Linked DNA regions of Homo sapiens: region 2 is linked to region 1. A link is a loop called in an ENCODE intact Hi-C map of the cell type or tissue named here. Cell type or tissue: ascending aorta. All regions are shown on one strand. Each heading gives the region's core, and the rest is flanking DNA. Links, peaks and the distances in the headings are about the cores only. Region 1 overlaps HIP1 (huntingtin interacting protein 1). Region 2 has its middle 9.9 kb from the start of CCL26.

Region 1 (2,807 bases), core at 119-2,618:
TCCCCACGGTGGGGACGCTCTGTTTGGCTTTCATGCCTCACCTGTCCCTCTACTCTCCCAGGCTCACCTGATCTCCATTTGGTTCTGTACTCTCCCTGTCATCCTCACTCAGGTGGTAGGTCCCAGCTGTTAACCTGAGCTATTGCCACCTGTACTGCAACCTGCCATGGCCAATTTTCTTTTCTTTCTTTCTAGTTTTCTTTTCTTTCTTTTGTGTGCATGTGTGTGTGTGTGTGTGTGTGACCCAAGTTGGAGTGGTGCAGTGGTATGATCATAGCTCACTGCAACCTTGAACTTCTGGGCTCAAGCCATCCTCCCACCTCAGTCTCCTGAGTAGCTGGGATTACAGGCACCTGCCACCATGCCCAGCTAATTTTTGTATTTTTAGTAGAGACGGAGTTTCACCATGTTGGCCAGGCTTGTCTTGAACTCCTGGCCTCAAGTGATCTGCCTGCCTCGGCCTCTCAAAGTACTGGGATTACAGCCTCTTTTTAAAAAAATTATTATTATTATTATTTGAGATGGAGTTTCACTCTTGTTGCCCAGGCTGGAGTGCAATGGCACGATCTCAGCTCACTGCAACCTCCATCTCCTGGGTTCAAGCGATTCTCCTGCCTCAGCCTCCTGAGTAGCTGGAATTACAGGCGCCCACCACCAGGCCTGGCTAATTTTTGTATTTTTAGTAGAGATAGGGTTTCACCATGTTGGTCAGGCTGGTCTTGAACTCCTGACCTCAGGTGATCCACCCGCCTCGGCCTCCCAAAGTTCAGGGATTACGGGCATGAGCCACCGCGCCCAGCCTTTATTTTATTTTTTTTGTGAGACAGAGTTTCTCTCGTCACCCAGGCTGGAGTGCAGTGGCGCGAATTCGGCTCACTGCAACCTCCACCTCGTGGGTTCAAGTGATTCTCCTGCCTCAGCCTCCTGAGTAGCTGGGACTACAGGTACGCGCCACCACCCCTGGCTAATTTTGTATTTTTAGTAGAGATGGGATTTCACCATGTCGGCCAGGCTGGTCTGGAGCTCCTGACTTTGGGTGATCCGCCCACCTCCGCCTCCCAAAGTGCTGGGATTACAGGTGGAGCCACCGTGCCCGGCCTCCTCTGCCTTTGTTTTGCCCTTCTCCTTTCCCATCTGTGCTGCCTGTTCTCAGGTTTTCCTTCTCTGGCCCCTTGCCTGGGGACCTGCCACCCCCACCCGGGGCACATCCCCGTGCCTGCTCCTGCCGTGGGACCTTTGTGAGCCAGCCTGGCCTTGGCAGCCCGAGGGCTGGGCTTCTGCCAAGAGCTGTGTGTATGTGACCTGACAGTGTCCAACTGGGCCCACAGGCCAGGCCCAGGCCCAGCTCCCCACACAAGCAAGGCCAGAGGGTTTCCCATTGGCCACTGCCTGGCTGGGCTGTCCCAGGCGAGCGGAGGATGGGGAGTGCTGGGGAGGGAGGAAGAGAGGCTGGGAGAAAGGCGCCCTTCCTGCGGTGCCTGCTGGTAATTGGCTCTCCGGAACCAGCCGGGGACACGAGGGCCTGCTGGGTCAGGAAGTGGTGGACAATGCCACCCTTTCAGGGGAGACACGGCTTGGTCTTAGGTCCTGTGTGACTCCAGGGAAGTCCAGAGAACAGCCTGTTCTCAGATGATGTTCCCTAACCCAGAGCCCCCTCCAGAGGTGAGACACCCAGCCCCGCACTGCCCGCCCTTGGTGCTGGGAGGGGCCCCCAGGCATTGGCCTGTGGCGGGGCGGGAACAGTTCAGAACCAAATGATGTCCTTCAGAGAGCCTGGGGCCGGGAGGGGAAGGGAGTAGATTTTCTCAAGAGACTGTGAATCACATACCTGGGACTTTTTTTTTTCTTTTTTTTTTTTTTTGAGACAGAGTCTCACTCTGTCACCCAGGCTGGAGTGCAGTGGCACCATCTCAGCTCACTGCAGCCTCCGCCTCCCCAGTTCAAGTGATTCTCCTGCCTCAGCCTCCCAAGTGGCTGGGACTACAGGCACGCACCACCATGTCTGGCTACTTTTTGTATTTTTGGTAGAGACAAGGTTTTGCCATTTTGGCCAGGCTGGTCTTGAACTCCGAACCTCAAGTAATCCGCCCATCTCAGCCTCCCAAAGTGCTGAGATTACAGGTATGAGCCACCGCACCTGGCGTACCTGGGACTCTTTCTAAAAAAATTTTATAGAACAGGCGCAGTTCAAGACCAGCCTAGCCAACATGGTAAAACCCTGTCTCTACTAAAAAAAAAAATACAAAATACAAAAATTAGCTGGACATGGTGGCGGGCACCTGTAATCCCAGCTACTGGGGAAGCTGAGGTAGGAGAATCACTTGAACCTGAGAGGCAGAGGTTGCAGTGAGCCAAGCTCACACCACTGCACTCCAGCTTGGGAGACAAATGGAGTGAAACTCCCATCTCAAAAAAAAAAGTATATATATATTTTATATAAATAATATATAAAATTTTAATATATATAAATATATATATATATTTTTTAATAGTGATGGGATCTTACCATGTTGCCCAGGCTGGTCTTGAACTCCTGGTCTCAAGAGATCCTCCTGCCTCGGCCTCTCAAAGTGCTGGGATTACAGGCATGAGCCACCATGCCTGGCCTCTACCTGGTACACTTTAGAGGCGAGAGTGCTGGGAAGCAGCCAGTCCTGATGACTTATGGACTTATGACCTGCCTTCGCGACTGTGGGCCTACAGGAAAGGAGAAGGCAGGGTCCTTGTGCTTGGGATTCTAGTCTGGGTAGGGAGGGAAGGTAATACTCAGTGTCAAACGTATTAAGAGAAATAGGAATTCAAAAAAA
Region 2 (2,807 bases), core at 73-2,572, 150 kb before region 1:
GCCAATATGGTGAAACCCTGTCTCTACTAAAAATACAAAAATTAGCTGGGCATGGTGGCACGTCCCTGTAATCCCAGCTACTCGGGAGGCTGAGGCAAGAGAATTGCTTGAACCAGGAAGTTGGAGGTTTCAGTGAGCTGAGATTGTACCACTGCACTCCAGCCAGGGTGACAGAATGAGACTCTGTCTCAAATAATAATAATAATAAATTAGTATTATGAAGCCTGGTGCAGTGGATCACACCTGTAATCCTAGCACTTTGGGAGGCTGAAGTGCGAGGATCATCTGAGCCCGGGAAGTTGGAGGGTGCAATCAGCAGAGATTGCACCACTGCACTCCAAGCTGGGTGACAGAGCGAGAGCCTGTTTTTTTTTTTTTTTTTTAAGTATTATTATAATTACAAAAAAAATTTTTGGGGCCGGGCCCAGTGGCTCATCCCTATAATCCCAGCACTTTGGGAGGTGGAAGCTGGCAGATCACTTGAGGCCAGGGGTTCAAGACCATACTGGCCAACATGATGAAACCCGTTTCTACTAAAAATGCAAAAATTAGCCAGGTGTGGTGGCACCTGCCTGTAATCCCAGTTACTCGGGAGGCTGAGGCGGGAGAATCGCTTGAATCTGGGAGGTGGAGGTTGCAGTGAGTTGAGATCACACGGCTGCACTCCAGGCCAGGCGACGGAGTGAGACTGCGTCTCAAAAAAAAAAAAAAAAATTATAGAGACAAGGTCTTATGTTGCCCAGGCTGGTCTCAAACTTCTAGCCTCAAGTGAGCCCCAAAAGTGCTCACTCAGACTCCCAAAGTGCTGGGATAACAGATGTGAGCCACACCACCCAGGCCTCAGGGATTAATTCTATCTTGCACAAATGAAAGACTTGGGAAACATCTGTGTAATATGCCACCAAATACAAATACTGCCAGACACCCTTTGCCCAGGCTCAACTCTGAATCAGAGCAGAGTACCTAGGGGAAGAGATCCAGACATCCAAGCTTGCAAGACAAATTCCTGGTTGAGAGCTCTATAAAGAAGAGGGACTTCTAGCTGTAGTTCTACAAGTTTACCAGCAGATGGGAACAGTCTCCTACCATCTTTTAAAGTTTCCTACCACTGCACTGTTGACAACTGGCAGATTTACAGAAAAGTCTATTCTGTGAGTCTTTACCAAGGATCTACTTGAAATCTAGAGTCATGTGCAATCTCTTTGGGAGGCGGGCAGGGAAGAGACAAAAGTGAAGGAAGACTGAGCTCAATCTTCAGAGGGTACATTTCATTGGAGAGCAATGAAATACACACAAAGCAATTAAGATCCCCTACAAGATAACACACCTGAGAGTTTGACGGGAGACACTATCTCCTTGGGCTTCAGTTTCACGAAATGAGGAGGGAGAAATTGAAGACATTCACAGTGGCTGGCGCGGTGGCTCACGCTTGTAATCCCAGCACTTTGGGAGGCTGAGGCAGGCAGATCACCTGAGGTCAGGAGTTCGAGAGCAGCCTGACCAGTATGGTGACACCTCGTCTTTACTAAATACAAAAAAATTAGCCGGGCATGGTGGCGCATGCCTGTAATCCCAGCTACTTGGGAGGCTGAGGCAAAAGAATTGCTTGAACCCAGGAGGCAGAGGTTGCAGTGAGCTGAGATTGCACCATTGCACACCAGCCTGGATGACAAGAGTGAAACTCCATCTCAAGAAAAAAAAAAAAAAGAGGAAGAAGACATTCATAGTGTCCCAACCTAGGTGCACATCAACAGTGGACTGGATAAAGAAAGTGGGGTACATATACACCAAGGAATACTATGCAGCCATAAAAAGAATGAAATCATGTCCTTTGCAGTAACATGGATGCAGCTGGAGGCCATTATCCTAAGTGAATCAACACAGAACCAGAAAACCAAATATAGCATGCTGTCCCTTACAAGTGGGAACTAAGCACTGAACACACAGGGACATAAAGATGTGAACAATAGCCCAGGTGCAATGGCTCACGCCTGTAATCCCAGCACTTTGGGAGGCCGAGGCAGGAGGATGACTTGAGCTCATGAGTTCAAGAGCAACCTGGGCAACATGGCGAAATGCCGTCTCTACCAAAAATACAAAAAATTAGCTGGGTGTGGTGGTGCACACCTGTGGTTCCAACTGCTTGGGAGGCTGATGTGGGAGATGGCTTGAGCCCAGGAAGTGGAGGTTGCAGTGAGCTGTGATTTTACCACTGCACTCCAGCCTGGGTGACAGAGTGATACCCTATCTCAAACAAACAAACAAACAAAGTTGTTTTTTTTTGTTTGTTTGTTTTGTTTTTTTTTACAGAATCTCGCTCTGTCACCAGGCTGGAGTGCAGTAGCGCGATCTCGGCGATTCTCATGAGTAGCTGGGATTACAGTCATGTGCCACCATGCCGAGCTAATTTTTGTATTTTTAGTAGAGATGGGGTTTTGCCATGTTGGCCAGGATGGTCTCGATCTCTTGACCTCGTGATCTGCCCGCCGTGGCCTCCCAGAGTGCTGGGATTACAGGCATGAGCCATTGTGCCTGGCCAAAAAATTTTTTTATAAAGATGGGAATAGGGCCGGGCACGGTGGCTCATGCCTGTAAACCTAGCACTTTGGGAGGCCGGGGCAGATGGATCACCTGAGGTCAGGAGTTTGAGACCAGCCTGGCCAACATGGTGAAACGTGTCTCTACTAAAAATACAAAAGAAATAGCTGGGTGTGGTGGCAGGTGCCTGTAATTCCAGCTACTCGGGAGGCTGAGGCAGGAGAATCGCTTGAACCTGGGAGGCGGAGGTTGCAGTGAGCCGAGATTGC

What was found. Peaks named below come from ENCODE experiments on the same cell type or tissue, not always from the same donor. Only the 100,000 strongest peaks of a DNase experiment are listed, where the experiment ranks them.
Region 2: a loop joins it to region 1, with 9 times the contacts of the local background. A loop is called at or near these places in 8 of 110 quality-filtered maps.

The regions. Positions count from the first base shown.
Region 1 is chr7:75,610,521-75,613,327 of GRCh38, reverse strand. The region is part of intron 1 of HIP1 (huntingtin interacting protein 1); the gene reads left to right. Among named protein-coding and RNA genes, the nearest start is that of SPDYE5, 120 kb to the right of the region's middle. RefSeq lists an enhancer at 1,296-1,869. In ascending aorta, for the core only: CTCF peaks have their summits at 1,462 and 1,665; a DNase peak (open chromatin) is centred at 1,347; H3K4me3 peaks cover 937 bases; H3K27ac peaks cover 2,315 bases.
Region 2 is chr7:75,760,894-75,763,700 of GRCh38, reverse strand. No RefSeq gene overlaps it. Among named protein-coding and RNA genes, the nearest start is that of CCL26, 9.9 kb to the left of the region's middle. In ascending aorta, for the core only: a CTCF peak has its summit at 1,053 (motif pointing right); no DNase peak of the experiment used is centred there.